Linked DNA regions of Mus musculus: region 2 is linked to region 1. A link is a loop called in an ENCODE intact Hi-C map of the cell type or tissue named here. Cell type or tissue: heart. All regions are shown on one strand.

Region 1 (8,000 bases):
GCATAGAAACCAGACATGGCAGCATATGCTTGCAATCCTAGCATTTGGGAGGTAGGGGCAGGAGGATTAGATGTCCAAGAAAGCCTATCGCTGATACTGGAATGACCACGCAGTGTGCTTCGTCTGTTGTGAGATAATAAGTACCCAATATTACCTATGTTACATTCTTATTTAAGTATGCTAATCAAGATCCAATCATGACTTAATCGCGTGAATCCAGGAAGTGACTTACCACAAGGGCAAGAGGATGGTTCTAAATGGAGACACAGCAACCAGATGTGACTTATAAATCTTGATCAGTCCAGGCATGGTGGCACATGCACTGTCCAGCACTTGGGAGGCCAAAGCAGGCCGATCTCTGTGAGTTCAAGGACAGCCTTGAATATATATGAAGTATTTTGCCAAGCATGGTAGCAAAGGCCTTTAATTCCAGCACCTGGGAGGCAGAGACAAACAGGGTGGACTGAAAGTTCAAGTCCACCCTGATCTACATAACTGGGGAAATTGATATGAGATAATAATGATTTGTTACATTTTCTTAAGTATGCTAGTAGTATTATAAAGATAAAAGAATATATATTTGAGAAAATTCATACAAGACCTTAAGGAAGAGAAGTGTTATATTTTTAAATGGTCTCACAAAACTGAAAAGAACACACTCAAGGTAGCAAATGCTGAGTGTAACGTATATAGTATTTTTGTACTATTTTATTTTTAAACTTCTCAGTATGTTAATTTTTCTAGACTGAAACATAGAGAGAAATCTATATTCCCACAGCCAGGCAATTAATTTATATATTCCATCTTACCTTCATTAATTAAAACTTGCTGGGCGTGGTGGTGCATGCCTTTAATCCCAGCACTTGGGAGGCAGAGGTGAGTGGATTTCTGAGTTCGAGGCCAGCCTGGTCTACAAAGTGAGTTCCAAGACAGCCAGGGGAACAGAGAAACCCTGTCTCGAAAAAAGAAAAAGAAAACAAAACTTCTTTGCATGTGCGTATGTTTGCACAGGCCACAGTACACATGTGGCCATCAGAAGACAACCTGGGGAAGTTGGTCTTCTCCTTCCCCCTGTGGGCTCCTGAACTCGACTCAGCTTATCAGGATTGGCAGCAAGCACTCTTAATTGCTGAGCTGTCTCACTGGCCCACTAATCTGTTTTTATTTCCCAGAGTGTCATCATTTAAAAGAATAGTCTCTTCAGGATCTTTGGCATGAAGATGATAAGTTATGAAAATATCTATTCTCTTATCTGTCAGTGTTTCTACATAAGTGATGATGGATTTTTTAAAAATTATTTGTCAAATTATTCAGTATACTAGTACTGTTGTACTTAAAGGAGCCTAAAGGTCATTTAATTTTGTAAATAAAAATGCTGACATGAACATAAGATTAAAAAAAAAACTTAGGGCCGGGCGTGGTGGCGCACGCCTTTAGTCCCAGCACTCGGGAGGCAGAGGCAGGCGGATTTCTGAGTTCGAGGCCAGCCTGGTCTACAAAGTGAGTTCCAGGACAGCCAGGGCTATACAGAGAAACCCTGTCTCAAAAAACCAAAAAAAAAAAAAAAAAAAAAACTTAGTTCATGTAACTAGATATTAGTACCATGGAACCAAATTTTCTTAGCCTCAACCTAATCTAATGTCTTTTCTTCTTCTTTTTTTTTTTTTTTTTTTCGATACAGGGTTTCTCTGTATAGCCCTGGCTGTCCTGGAACTCACTTTGTAGACCAGACTGGCCTCGAACTCAGAAATCTGCCTGCCTCTGCCTCCTGAGTGCTGGGACTAAAGGCGTGCGCCACCACACCCGGCTTCTAATGTCTTTTCTATTAAAAAGTTAGTATGAGATCAGAGGGATAGCTTAGAGGTGACCACTTCCTGCTCTTTGAGAGGTCCAGAGTTCAGTTTACTACTGAACTCCCAGAACCTATATCAGGTGCCTCACAACTGCTTGCAACTCGAGCTTGGGGGATTCAAATGAGCATTTCTGGCCTCTGAGGCATTTCTTGCACACATGTGACATGATTTACACAGACACACAGGCAGACAGGTAAATGAAAGTATTATTATAACATTCCCTGCTTTTTTGTTTTGTTTGTCTGTTTTTTTTGAGACAGGTTTTCCTGTGTAGCCCTGGCTGTCCTGGAACTCACTCTGTAGACCAGGCTGGCCTCAAACTGAGAAATCTACCTGCCTCTGCCTTCCAAGTGCTGGGATTAAAGGCGTGTGCCACCACTGCCCGGTTAGTTGCTAAATTTTAAGCTGTGATTTCTTTTGCAATTTACAGCATGACAGAATGGCATCAAGTGATAAGGAGAACATTAGACCAACACCAGAACACAAACAAGAACTGTCCAAAAGGTATTGGTTACTATGTGTCATGGCTGTTCAAAGTGAATATAGAAACGTTGAGTTTGACTGTGTGTTTATCTTACTTTCACAGTTCCTCTGAGATTAACATGATCATCATCACTGTTCTTATGTATAGACAAAGAGATCTAAGATTAAAAGGATTAATTTGTTCAAAGTTATAGAAATTTTTACAAAAAAGAGAAGAAGTGAGTCTTGAGTGATGGCTCGCTGGTTAGGAGATCTTGTTGCTCTTTCAGAGGCCCTGGGTTTGGTTCCCGAACCCACATGGTGGCTCAATCATCAGTTATTCCAGTTTCAGGGGATCCGGCACCCTCTTCTGACCTCCGAGAGTTCCAGGCACACATGTGGTGTGCATATATGCATACAGGGAAAGTACTCATGCACATAAAATAAAAATAATCATTAAAAAGAAGGTGATGATGAAATATTGATGAGTCACGGAATGCCATACAGCTTCTGGCCTCCACACACATGCTCACACATGTTTACACACAGAGAAAACCGCAAACACACATACATGACAACATGCCAAGCAAGGTACATTTTAGCTGAAATCTTGGCATTAGAGGGATTTAAATGAGCACCAAGCTAGCCTAGGCTACTTAGGCTACAGAGGAAGATGCTGTTGAGGTTTTTTTGTTTGTTTGTTTTTTGTTTTTTTTTTTAACTAGATATTTTCTTCATTTACATTTCAAATGCTTTCCCTTTTCCTAGTTTCCTCTCCGAAAGTCCCCTATACCCTCCCCCTACTCTGCTCCCCAACCCACCCACTCCTGCTTCCTGGCCCTGGCATTCCACTGTACTGGGGCATATAATCTTCACAAGACCAAGGGCCTCTCCTCCCATTGATGGCCGACTAGGCCATCCTCTACTACATATGCAACTAGAGAGAGTTTTTTTTTTAACAAACAAACAAATAAACAAACAAAACCCAAAGTTTAATTATGTAAATATACCCTAAGATTCTGCTTTTTACTTTTCAATTTTCTTTTTTTTAATTAAGAAATTCATAGTACATATTAAGTATTTTTTAAATCATATCTACCTGACTTCCCTTCCCTTAATCCCCCTCCCAATTTCATGTATTCTCTCTCTGTAAAGTCTTGGCTGTCCTGGAACTTACTGTGTAGACCAGGGTGGCTTCAGACTGACAGTCTCCCCCTGCCTCTGCCTGCTCACACTGGGATTACAGTGCACCACTGCATCTGGTGCTTCTCCCTCCTTTTAAAATCCTGCTGTGTCTGTTTAGTGCACATGGGTATAGGACCATCTACTGGAGCACTGGCAGCATTTCAGGGGCTGCATCCCTGAGCAAATCCTCCCTCTTATGCAGGTATCTATGACAACAGCTTCTCAGCTAGGGCTGGACCTTCATGAGCCCCTCCCTGCTCATCTTGGATTTTGGCTGGCTTGATTTTGTGATAGTCCTATGCATGTGGTGATAGCCACTGTGAGTTCATGTGTTCCGATGCCCTACCCTGTTCTGCTGCAGACCTCCACTACTTCTGTAGAGCCTTTTCTTTATGGAACCACCAGATGGTGCAATATGAACATAAATAGAATACATCCTGAAATATCTGCATGAAGCACTACTTACTGACAGTAAACACATTATTATTGAACATTTGCAAAGCACAAGGCATTTGTGAGACAAGCAGTTCACAATATTTCTTTTCCTGTTTTCTTTTGTTTTTTTTGAGACAGGGTTTTTCTATGTAACAGAGCCCTGACTGTCCTGGACTTCCTTTAGAGACCAGGTTGGCCTCAAACTCACAGAGGTCCACCTGCCTCTGTCTCCCAAGTGCTGGGATTAAAGACATGTGCCACTGTGCCTGCTGGTTCACAATATTTCATTTGATTCTCACAGCTTGTATATGCAATGAGCCCCGTTCATTTTACAATTGAGAATATAAATCTCGAGAGCTAAATAATTCATTCAGTTTTATTCAGAAAGAACAGCTGAATTTGAAGCCATATCTAGATCTGAAGTCCAAAGCTGAATTTGAAGCCATATCTAGATCTGAAGTCCAAACTCTCAACCACTGTGCTATTTTCCTCTTCCCAGAAGGTCCTCAAATTTTAAAGTCACATATACTTTAAAATTTTATGTTTTTAAATTGTCTTAATATAAGTGTAACAGGCTGAGGATGTAGCTCAGTTGTTAGAGTGACTATCGAGTGTGCGTGGGATTTGGGTCTTATCCCTAGCACTACGTAAACCAGGCATACAGTGCATGCCTGTGATCATAGCAGCCTGGCGGTGAAGGCAGGATTAAAAGGCCAAGGTCATCCTCAGTTATAAAGCTAGTTTGAGGCCAACCTGGGTTTTATGAGACCCTATTTCAAAAATGCCAAAAATTAAAAAAAAATGTAAATCATTTAATTCACAAAAATAAGAAATATAAAAAAGAATAAAGGATATTTAAATTAGAAACAATTCTACTCACTAGCCTGTGTCTCTCCTGTCTTACAATAAGACACAGAGTTTGTAGAGCTGAGGTCATCTTGAAGTCTTTCAGCTTTGCATTTAATGTTCTATCAATAATTTCCCATAAGATTGAAAACCTTATTTAATGTTGTACCTCAGTGTTAGGACTGACTGTTAGAAACCAAAGCTATAAATTCAGAAAAGGAGTAAACTGGAAATCGCCCTGCATCAGTGAGCTTTCTTAGGAAGGAGAGTCTTACAACCATGATGGGGCGTGGTCAGCTTGAGTGGGAAAGCATTATGAGGGACAGCATCCCACCAGAGGCAGCATGAGGGACTTGAGGTAGGAGAGCAATGGAGGCGGTTAGAGCTTGTTATCAGAGACAACATAGCAGGACCTTAAAGGACAAGATGATTTCCTTTAAACCTGGGAGGAGCTTCATGTTGTCGCCAACTGTGACAGAGAATGAAGGAGAGACAGAGAAAGAATCAGAAATCCTTTGCTTGAAGGTGTGGGGAGCCATAGCTTGGAGCCAGTTTCGGTTTTACTTGTTAGGGTAAAGGGGAGCAGCCTGGCTTGTGTCATGGTGCAGAGCTTGTCAGCTCTTTACCTCAGAGGACAGATGGTGGTGGTGGGGTGTGCTCTGATTTCTTCTAAGCTGCTATTTGGTCTTAAATATGCAGGCAGGCCCATGATCTAAGGCAAACCTTATTTCTTTTTTTTTTTTCATTTTTATTAGGTATTTAGCTCATTTACATTTCCAATGCTATACCAAAAGTCCCCCATACCCACTCACCCCCACCCCCCTACCCACCCACTCCCCCTTTTTGGCCCTGGCGTTCCCCTGTACTGGGGCATATAAAGTTTGCAAGTCCAATGGGCCTCTCTTTGCAGTGATGGCCGACTAGGCCATCTTCTGATACATATGCAGCTAGAGACACGAGCTCCCGGGTACTGCTTAGTTCATAATGTTGTTCCACCTATAGGGTTGCAGTTCCCATAGTTCCTTGGGTGCTTTCTCTAGTTCCTCCATTGGGGGCCCTGTGGTCCATTCAATAGCTGACTGTGAGCATCCACTTCTGTGTTTGCTAGGCCCTGGCATAGTCTCACAAGAGACAGCTATATCTGGGTCCTTTCAGCAAAATCTTGCTAGTGTATGCAATGGTGCCAGCGTTTGGAAGCTAATCATGGGATGGATCTCTGGATATGGCAATCACTAGATGGTCCATCCTTTCGTCACACTTCCAAATTTTGTCTCTGTAACTCCTTCCATGGGTGTTTCGTTTCCTATTCTAAGAAGGGGCAAAGTGTCCACACTTTGGTCTTTGTTCTCTTGAGTTTAATGTGTTTAGCAAATTGTATCTTATATTTTGGGTATCCTAAGTTTCTGGGCTAATATCCACTTATCAGTGAGTACATATTGTGAGAGTTCCTTTGTGATTGGGTTACCTCACTCAGGATGATACCCTCCAGGTCCATCCATTTGCCTAGGAATTTCATAAATTCATTCTTTTTAATAGCTGAGTAGTACTCCATTGTGTAGATGTACCACATTTTCTGTATCCATTCCTCTGTTGAGGGGCATCTGGGTTCTTTCCAGCTTCTGGCTATTATAAATAAGGCTGCTATGAACATAGTGGAGCATGTGTCCTTCTTACCGGTTGGGGCATCTTCTGGATATATGCCCAGAAGAGGTATTGCTGGATCTTCCAGTAGTACTATGTCCAATTTTCTGAGGAACCGCCAGACTGATTTCCAGAGTGGTTGTTCAAGCTTGCAATCACAAACCTTATTTCTTTAAGTCAGGAGTTACTTCAAAATTTCATTGTACTTCATGGTATCCCCCACCTTGGTTTGTTTTTTTGTTTTTTTTAATTTGTTATGCTGACGTATGGAGTATTGTGCTAGTTAATAGTCTCAATAATTTGAGTATTGAGTATTGAAGAGCGTAAGTCCTGTGACCATTTATAGAGTCGATTGTGCTTTTCTTTGGCATATGTAAGATGGTATGTGTGTATACATATATGTATTCGTTATGTATGTATATAATAAATTATTTTACATTTTTTACAATGTTGGGATTAAACTCAGACTCATGAATGCTAGGCAAAAGCCCTACCACTCAAACGTATTCCTAGCCCTATTATAGATTATTATTGTGCTTTGGGGATTTTTGAGGTGACCCAGGCCTCTGTATATTCAATAATTGTTTAACTTGTGAAGTAGCTAAGAAAACCAGAAATAGGGGCTAGAAAGATGGCTCAACGGTTAAGAGTGCTGACTGCTCTTCTGAAGGTCCTGAGTTCAAACCCCAGCAACCACATGGTAGCTCACAACCACCTGTAATGAGATTTGACGCCCTCTTCTGGTGTGTCTGAAGACAGCAACAATGTACTCACATATAATAAACAAATAAATCTTAAAAAGAAAAAGAAAACCAGTAATAGCTGTATGTGCCCTAGACTTTCTTAGTTTCACAAAAGAAAGCTCACGATTAACATTTTTTTTACGATGTAAGAATAAGACCTGATTAAAGAAGTATTAAACTATTGAATACACCATCTGGCATTGGTTCTCATTTGTACTATAAATTTAAAAATCAAATATCAATGTGACTTTCTGAATGCTTCCTTTTCATAGTGCAGAGCATCATCTCACAAGGACTCCGGTTATAGAGAAGCAGATGTGCTTCCCGCTCCATAGTTATCCAGTGAACAACATGGTGACAGGTAAAGTGAAGGAATGAGCAGAGTAACCTCAGCTAGGGAGCGAGCAAGGGGACTGGGTAGAACAGAGCTTAACTAAGCAGAGCCTCTTCTCGTTCACGGTGATAGAAGAAGTGTCATTCATCTGCTCAGACAGTGCACTGCAGAATGGACCAAGCTTGGGCTTCGTGGTTTCTGTGCCCACTCAGGGGTCTCTAGGTAGGAGGGAGGCTTGTTCCTGCTTGCGCGAGACAGTTGCCATTTATTTCTGACATTCACGCATGAGTTCTTCTGGCTTAGTGTTTGTAGTACCAGAGGTTGAACCTGGGGCCTCGTACATGCCTAGAATCAGGCTCTCCATGGAGTCAGAGACAGCTGGGTCCTTTCTGTGACTAGTCATCAGCCACATAACGGGAAGCCCCCCCTCTCCTCTGAGACCTCGAGGAAGGGACCTCCCTAGCTAGAGCTTGGACTCTGCTCAGAGCCCCCGAGGGTCAC
Region 2 (8,000 bases), 270 kb after region 1:
AAGTAATAGGGTAGGGGCTAGCAACATGGCTCAGTGTGTATCAGTGCTCGTTACATTTTTTTTTTTTTTTTTTGGTTTTTCGAGACAGGGTTTCTCTGTATAGCCCTGGCTATCCTGGAACTCACTTTGTAGACCAGGCTGGCCTCGAACTCAGAAATCCACCTGCCTCTGCCTCCCGAGTGCTGGGATTAAAGGCGTGCGCCACCACGCCCGGCAATAAGTTTTTTGTTTTTTGTTTTATTATATGTAAGTACACTGTAGCTGTCCTCAGACACTCCAGAAGAGGGAGTCAGATCTCGTTATGGATGGTTGTGAGCCACCATGTGGTTGCTGGGATTTGAACTCCTGACCTTCGGAAGAGCAGTCGGGTGCTCTTACCCACTGAGCCATCTCACCAGCCCAATTTTTTTTTAAGAGTAAATTTTTGTCTCTATCTCAAGGTTGGCCTCTGTGGCAGTCATTGCCAGATTAGCCATGACTGTAAGAATTTTCCCCACGTGTTTGGAGAACGAAACAAAACAAAATACAGCAAAATGTAAAACAAGTTAAAACAAGTTAAGTTTGCCTATTCATGTCAGATAGTCTATGGATGAATAGGTGGTGTTCAAAACCCTCAGAGACCTACGGAAGATGTCATTAAAGGATGTTTTATTATTTTAAGGATTTTTGGGTATGAGACATGTCACCTCCATACATCACCTCCACTTCTACCTCAGAGAAGATGATGAACATCAGAGACTCCTTATGTTTGCTTCAAATCGGGCAGGCTGCCAGGAGGCAAAATTGTTCCTTGATTCAACCACTGACAAAATGCTGTCCACCATGGACAAACATGGACAAAAAATGGACAAAATGAAGGAAATATCCTTCATTCAATGAGGAATTCAAATCTGAGTCATGTTGCCATGGAAAGCTAATCTTTGCCTTGTGTTTATGAAGTACTCAGCTCCGTAGACATGTTTACCTCTCTTGAGGGAACAGCAGCTCCTGACAAGAAGAAATAGGATTTCAGCCAAAATCTCAGGTCTCTATGCTCATTAAAAAATGCTTCAGCTGGACATGGTGGCACACGCCTTTAATCCCAGCACTCGGGAGGCAGAGGCAGAGGCAGGCAGATTTCTGAGTTCGAAGCCAGCTTGGTCTACAAAGTGAGTTCCAGGACAGCCAGGGCTACACAGAGAAACCCTGTCTCAAAAAAACCAAAAAAAAAAAAAAAAAAAAAAAAAAAAAAAAAAAAAAAAAAAAAAAAAAAAAAACCAAAACACACACACAAAAAAACCAAACCAAAAAACAAAACAAAACAAAACAAAACAAAAAAAAGAGTAGATTCAATAATCTACCTCTTTCCCCTATTATTTCTATATTATTCCTATCTCTTCCTTTCTTTCTCTTCAACCCTTTTTTCCCTCCATAAGAAAGAAGTGATAGAGAAAAGAAAAGGAAACAGAGAAGTCCCTGAGTCTAATTTTCTATACCTTGTTTTCTCCTTAATCAAGACCATTGGATAACTTGCAGCCAACCCCCGTAAATAACAATAACCATCCATAACCCATTGAATGAACATAAAACCATCTACCCCACCTTTTGTGAAATGGGCTGTCATTCTTTTAAGACTGCTTCCTATTGATTTTGGATATAGTTTTTCCTTTTTGGGGCCCCAGAAAAAATTGGTTCTTTTGCTCTGAAAACACATCAACTCTCACAAGTAATATATGTTTTTCCATTAACATATGTATTGAATGTCTAGTGTGCACAGACCAGTTAAAGGTGATTCTTTGTTCTTTGTTTGAGCAAGTAAAAGACATCTGACTTCCTTAAGTTAGTTTGGATTGTATAAGTGAACTATAATATAAATCTCCATCCAAACCATGTGAAAGGATGGCATGTAATAATATGTTAGGAGGACTTTGTAGCCAATAATATTTATTAGCTATTGTCTTAGGGTTTTTACTGCTGTGAACAGACATCATGAGCAAAGCAACTCTTATAAACACAATATTTAATTGTGGCTGGCTTACAAGTTCAGAGGTTCAGTCCATTATCATCAAGGAGGGAGCATGGCAGCATCCAGGCAGGCATGGCACAGGAGGAGCTGAGAGTTCTACTTCTTCATCTGAAGGTTGCTAGGAGAAGACTGGCTTCTAGTCAGCTAGGAGGAGGGTTTTAAATCCTATGCCCACAGTGACACACTTTCTCCAAAAAGGCCACACCTTCTCCAACAGGGCCACACCTCCAAATAGTGACACTCCCTGGGCCAAGCACATTCAAACCACTATAGCTAAATATAGATTTTTAAGTCTCAGCCAGTCTCAGAGATGTAGAAGCAACAAGGTACATATTATCTGCCTTGTTGATCTTGTTAATTTCTTTCTTCCTGTCTATAGTCAAGATCTTCAGGAGTCTCTCCCTGTCATATCAGATTTTTATCAATTTGGATCAAATCCACAGGTTTTTTTTTTTCTGTAGAAACATATATAAAGCCTTTCCCCTAGCTAATAATTTCCTTCCCTGTATTCAGATATAATGACATTCTTAGTATATACAGGCCGATTAAGCTCAGCAGGCTTTTCCATAGTACAATGTTTCTTAGCAGCTGTTGTTTTTTGTTCATTAGCATCAAGACATTTAAAGTCAATAATGCACTGTGTAATCTATCTGTATGTACTCTGGGAATCTTTGTTACCCATTTCTGTTTGTTAAGAATCTCTTTTAAAGTACAATTGGATCTCTCTATAACTGCTTGTCCTGTAAAAAACTGAGGTACACCCATAGTTAGCTTTATATTATAATATGCAAAAGTTGTTCCATTTTTCCAGAGACATATGCTATCGCATTGTCAGTCATGATTTGTATAGATATCTCCATAATTGCTATAGATGTTAATAAATTATAATGGCAGAATCAGTCTTTTCAGAACACAAAGCAGTTGCTCATTAAAATACTGAATATGTGTCTATAGTATGATAAACATATTACAGTTTACCAAACTCTATAAAATGAAACACATCCAATTGCCAATTTTCATTTCTTTTTTTATTAGATATTTTCTTCATTTACATTTCAAATGCTATCCCGAAAGTCCCCTCTACCATCCCCCCCTCCTGCTCCCCAACCCATCCACTAATGCTTCTTGGCCCTGGCATTCCCCTGTACTGGGGCATATGATCTTCGCAGGACCAAGGGCCTCTCCTCTCATTGATAGCCAACTAGGCCATCCTCTGCTACATATGCAACTAGAGACACAGTTCTGGGGGGTACTGGTTATTTCATATTGTTGTTCCTCCTTGGGTACTTTCTCTAGTTGATTACACTGGTGATCTCTTCAAATTTAAGCTTTGTATCTCAGATCTAGGAAAGCCACCGCGGTGAAAGCTGTAGTGCAAACAGGACAGCATCTGCTGCCACCGATCCTGCAGTCTCTTGTTCTTACTTTGAAGCACTCGCAAGGCCAACAAAACAGTAAGGCAGCAGCACAAGATCAGTCCGCCAGCGATCACAGCTGCGCCAAACCACAGTTCTTTGAAGGAAGTCAGCTCCTGCATCCTAGTGATGAGTTTTCTGCTGCTGTCATGCTGATACTGGTTTCCTTGTCCTGAGGCTTCGCTCTTGGGAGGAGAGAGGACTTCATGCAGTCCTCGGGAATTGCACATGTTTTCGTGACAGCATTCCAAAGTGGGCATGGCAGGGCCAGAGTGGTTTAGGGCCTGCTTGTCTTCGCAGATGTCTGTGCTGTGCTTGCATGTAAGTCCAGACAGCTGTGGATGAGTGGGGAATTGGTGTCCTGAGGATCGAGATGTCTGGAGAAGCAAGCACTAAGCTCAGACTTACACATATAACCTGTTGCCACACAGCGAGCATCATCATAGTAGCATCTGATCTCTCCTGTGGTGAGCAGCACAGCCTTGGTGCAGAGCTCCAGCTGCAGCCAGATGAAGAAGGATCTGGAGTGATGTCCATTGATGTCTCGCGCTCCCTTCGATCCTGGAGCCAGGCGCGGCTTCACTATGACCTCCGGGCGCGCCGCACTTGAGCCCGGGCGCTGTCATTGTCGGGGCGAGGGCCTGAGCATTGAGCGGAACTAAGACTACCGAGGACCCATTCCGGGTCCCTCGCGCGCGCTCCCCGGCCGTCGTCCTCTTGCTCTGCCAGCCAGTGCAAAAGACAGGAACAGGAGAGGGGAATTGGAGCCGAGAGGGGTAAATAGCGCCAGGGCCCGGCTCTATGCCCCACCTCCACTCTCCGATTGGCCGACGCCTCTAGCCCTGGGGCCCAGCAGCAGGGGGCGGGGCCAGACGCGGGCTGAGACCGACCCGCTGACCCGCTCCCGCTGGCTCCTACCTGGGTTGGGCACTGTCGACTCCCCCTAGCGGACGCCTGCGCGAGCAGCCGCAGATGCGCCGCAGAGCCCAGCCCAGAGTTGTGTGACCCTCACTGCTCAGTCTCTGGTCAGCGGCCTCCAGCACGTGGCTTCGCTTTTGTCCCACCTGAAACCCCACCACCACCACCACCACCACGACGGACCAATGGGCTTGGGGTCTGCCCGCGCGCGTGGCCGATGAGAAGTAGGGTGCACATAGCCAAGAAGGGGCTGCTGGCTCTCTGCTGGCTCCCTAGGGCTCATCCAACCTGAGCCAGCTGCCTTGCGACCAGTATCCTCAACATTTTTTTTAATTAGGTATTTTCCTCGTTTACATTTTCAATGCAATCTCAAAAGTCCCCCCTCAACATTTTTTATGTTTAGATTTTATCACATTGAACTCCTCTTCTCTCTCTCTCTCTCTCTCTCTCTCTCTCTCTCTCTCTCTCTCTCTCTCTCTCTCTCTCTCTCTCTCTCTCTCTCTCTCTCTCTCTCTGTGTGTGTGTGTGTGTGTGTGTGTACATGCAGCACAGAGCACATTTTAAGGACAGAGAACAACCTGAAAGACTTCCATGTGCTTCCTACTGTTTGAACTCAGGTCATCTGTATGCTGGCAAATGCCTTTTCCACTGAAACATTTTCCCGCCCACCTGTATTTATCACGTAAAGAAATGTCTTTATTTTAAAATTTATATTTATATGTTGGCTTAAAAATTTAAAAGCCTAATTTAATAATGGTTTTTAAATGTTTTAACCTCCTCTGTAGCCCACCTCCATCTTAGGTAGTAGAGAAGAAATGTTATTAGTATATAGGGGAAGTGTACCTGTTTAGAAATCGTTCTTTGGAGCAAATCTAATGTGCTTTGTCAGGAAATCAGCAGTTTAGTTTGCAGGAATCAGAAGTGGCAGCTTGATCCACTTGCAAAATCCTTTACAAATATACTGGTAGTCTAGTTCAGTGGTGCTGGGTTAGTAAACGCAAATCGGCAGCAGTGACACAGCCTACTATAAACAGGACTCCACTGAATAGGCACGAGTCAGGAGAAGCAATTAGGACCGGCAGGGACAACAGGAAAAGTTCTTAGCACTCAACAAAGTGAAGATCAGCAAAGACAAAGACCCAAGACCAAGAAGTGTTGCAAAGCTAGCTATGCGAGCCCACCATCACTGTCTATTGAATCCTATATATACTCTCTCAAAATATCAAGTGTCTTCCCATGGGTCGTGCTTCACCACACGAGTCTGTCTTAGTAAAACCCTAAGTGAGTCTGTATCAGCTGACATCACTCTACCAATCAGTCCAAGTCCTCAGAAGTGGCAAGAAGCCTCCAGAACCTCATGAGAAGTTCTTTGGCAAGTTTTTTCCTATGCATTACCACAAATGGAACTCAGCGACACAACGTAAGGCAAACGAATACAAGTGTGTCCTTAGTGAAAAATCTTTTATCACTTGTCTTTTCATGTATTTGCTTTAGCAAAACATCCTTTCACCTGTGTCTGCCTTAGCAAAAACATTCATGTGTCTGCCTTAGCAAAACATCCTTTCACCTGTGTCTACTTCAGAAAAACATCCTTGGACATAACTGACTTTACAAAACCCCAAAAGTTTCCACTCCCTATGTGGGTATGTCTGTGTGAGTATGCCCATGTGTGGTGAGGGGGAGGATTTCAGATCCACTGGAGCTGGGGTTACAGGTGAGTGTAAGCACATTGATGTGGATGCTAAGGACTGGATTCTGATCTTCAAGAGCAGAAAGTACTCTTAGTCACTGAGCCATCTCTCTAGACCCCTGTTTTACATTTAGTATATCAGACATTAAGTGTTGTAAATGTATTGTATCATATTCAGGGTATGTGACACCAAGACACTAAATGTTCCCTAAGCAACTTTGCCACATATTATGGAAGAAAAGAAATAATGTGCTTATGGTTTTATGTGAGACAGTTATATCATGCTAGGCAGAATTATGACTTTGCTATTGTTCTCATTTGGGAATTAAGCATGACATAAAGACAGGTGAGTGGGTATCAATTTGACAAGGGGCAGGTTTCTAACGGTTAATATTGGGTGTCAACTTGATTGGATATGGAATCAACATTTTTTTTTAAAGGCAAGAAGCTAGGCACACCTGTGAGGAATTTTCTTGTCTGGATTATTTGAAGAGGGAAGACACATTTTTAATGTTGACATCCCCTTCTAGTGGCATCCCAGATATAAGGAAGCAGGAAGAAGGGCGCTGGGAAGACTGTTCAGTGGTCAAGAGTACTGCCTGTCTTCCAAATGACCTAAGTTCTGTTCCCAGATCCCACATCACTGCTCACAACCATTTATAATTCCAGTTCCAGAGGGATCTGACACCGGTGGCTTTTGTGGGAACCAGACACATACACATCTTTTAGTGAGGCTTTTTTTTTTTTTTTTTTTTTTTTTGGTTTTTTGAGACAGGGTTTCTCTGTGTAGCCCTGGCTGTCCTGGAACTCACTTTGTAGACCAGGCTGGCCTCGAACTCAGAAATCCGCCTGCCTCTGCCTCCCGAGTGCTGGGATTAAAGGCGTGCGCCACCACGCCCAGCCCTTTAGTGAGTTTTATTTCCAAGTAGTGGTTACTATGTTTTCCAGTTTGATGGGGAGAAGGTTTGTGTAATCTAAGTCCAATGGGCAGTCCTTGGTTCATAGCCCCAAAGTTAATTTTATGATTCATAGTCATATGCATCTGACCCAACTTCCCATCTCAACTGATCAGGGAGAAGAAAGTTTGTGCCACCATTTGAGGACTCAGAAGATGCAAGGTAATGGTTCCCATCACATCTCCTACAGGCCTGTGCAAAAGACACAGACAACATAGAGGAAGACCGCTGTTTACCACAAACTTAATTAAGCATGGCCTTTAATTGCCACTGCTGTACCAGATGTGGCTTCTTTTTCTCAGTAGAAAAGCATAATCCTGGCACTGGGTATGAAAACATTGACCTAGCAAGTGCTTTTTTTTTTCTTGGTACTTTTTTACTTCAAGGGTTTGTAGTGGCTGGTTTTGAGCGTCAACTTGACACAGGCTGGAGTTATCATGGAGAAAGGAGCTTCAGTTGGGGAAGTGCCTCCACGAGATCCAGCTGTGGGGCATTTTCTCAATTATTGATCAAGGTGGGAGGCCTTGTGGGTGGTACCATTTCTGGGCTGGTAGTCTTGGTTCTATAAGAGAGCAGGCTGAGCAAGCCAGGAAAAGCAAGCCAGTAACATCCCTCATGGCTTCTGCATCAGCTCCTGAGTCCTGACCTGCTTGAGTTCCAGTCCTGCCTTTCTTTGGTGATGAACAGCAGTGTGGAAGTATAAACTGAATAAATCCTTTCTTCCCCAATTTGCTTCCTGGTCAACTTGTTTGTGCAGGAATAGAAACCCTAAGACAGGGTTCACTAAATCTCTAGGCTACTAATGTCCTTAGTTTGCAATAATCTTGATCACTAGTATTTTCCACAGTGCTCACAGTGGTCCATTTTATTGAAGATATTAGAACTATTGGACCAAGAGAGCAGGGAGTAGACCTCACTTTGGACTTCTTGATAAAGTAAATGTCTACCAGATGATGGGAAAGAACATGGAAAAAAATGCAAGGATTTTTTACATCAGTGAAATTTCTTGGAGCCCA

Evidence for each region. Hi-C counts contacts between places; a loop is a spot of excess contacts. Peaks named below come from ENCODE experiments on the same cell type or tissue, not always from the same donor. Only the 100,000 strongest peaks of a DNase experiment are listed, where the experiment ranks them.
Region 2: a loop joins it to region 1, with 3 times the contacts of the local background. A loop is called at or near these places in 4 of 42 quality-filtered maps.

What each region holds. Positions count from the first base shown.
Region 1 is chr2:122,190,949-122,198,948 of GRCm38, forward strand. It overlaps Terb2 (telomere repeat binding bouquet formation protein 2), which reads left to right. Exons shown (of 7, transcript NM_028914.1): 5 at 2,284-2,357; 6 at 7,438-7,526. Among named protein-coding and RNA genes, the nearest start is that of Terb2, 8.7 kb to the left of the region's middle. In heart, a CTCF peak has its summit at 3,901 (motif pointing right); no DNase peak of the experiment used is centred here.
Region 2 is chr2:122,463,570-122,471,569 of GRCm38, forward strand. It overlaps the pseudogene Bambi-ps1. Among named protein-coding and RNA genes, the nearest start is that of Slc28a2b, 17 kb to the right of the region's middle. In heart, CTCF peaks have their summits at 4,364 (motif pointing left) and 4,563; a DNase peak (open chromatin) is centred at 4,272; H3K4me3 peaks cover 1,347 bases; H3K27ac peaks cover 1,038 bases.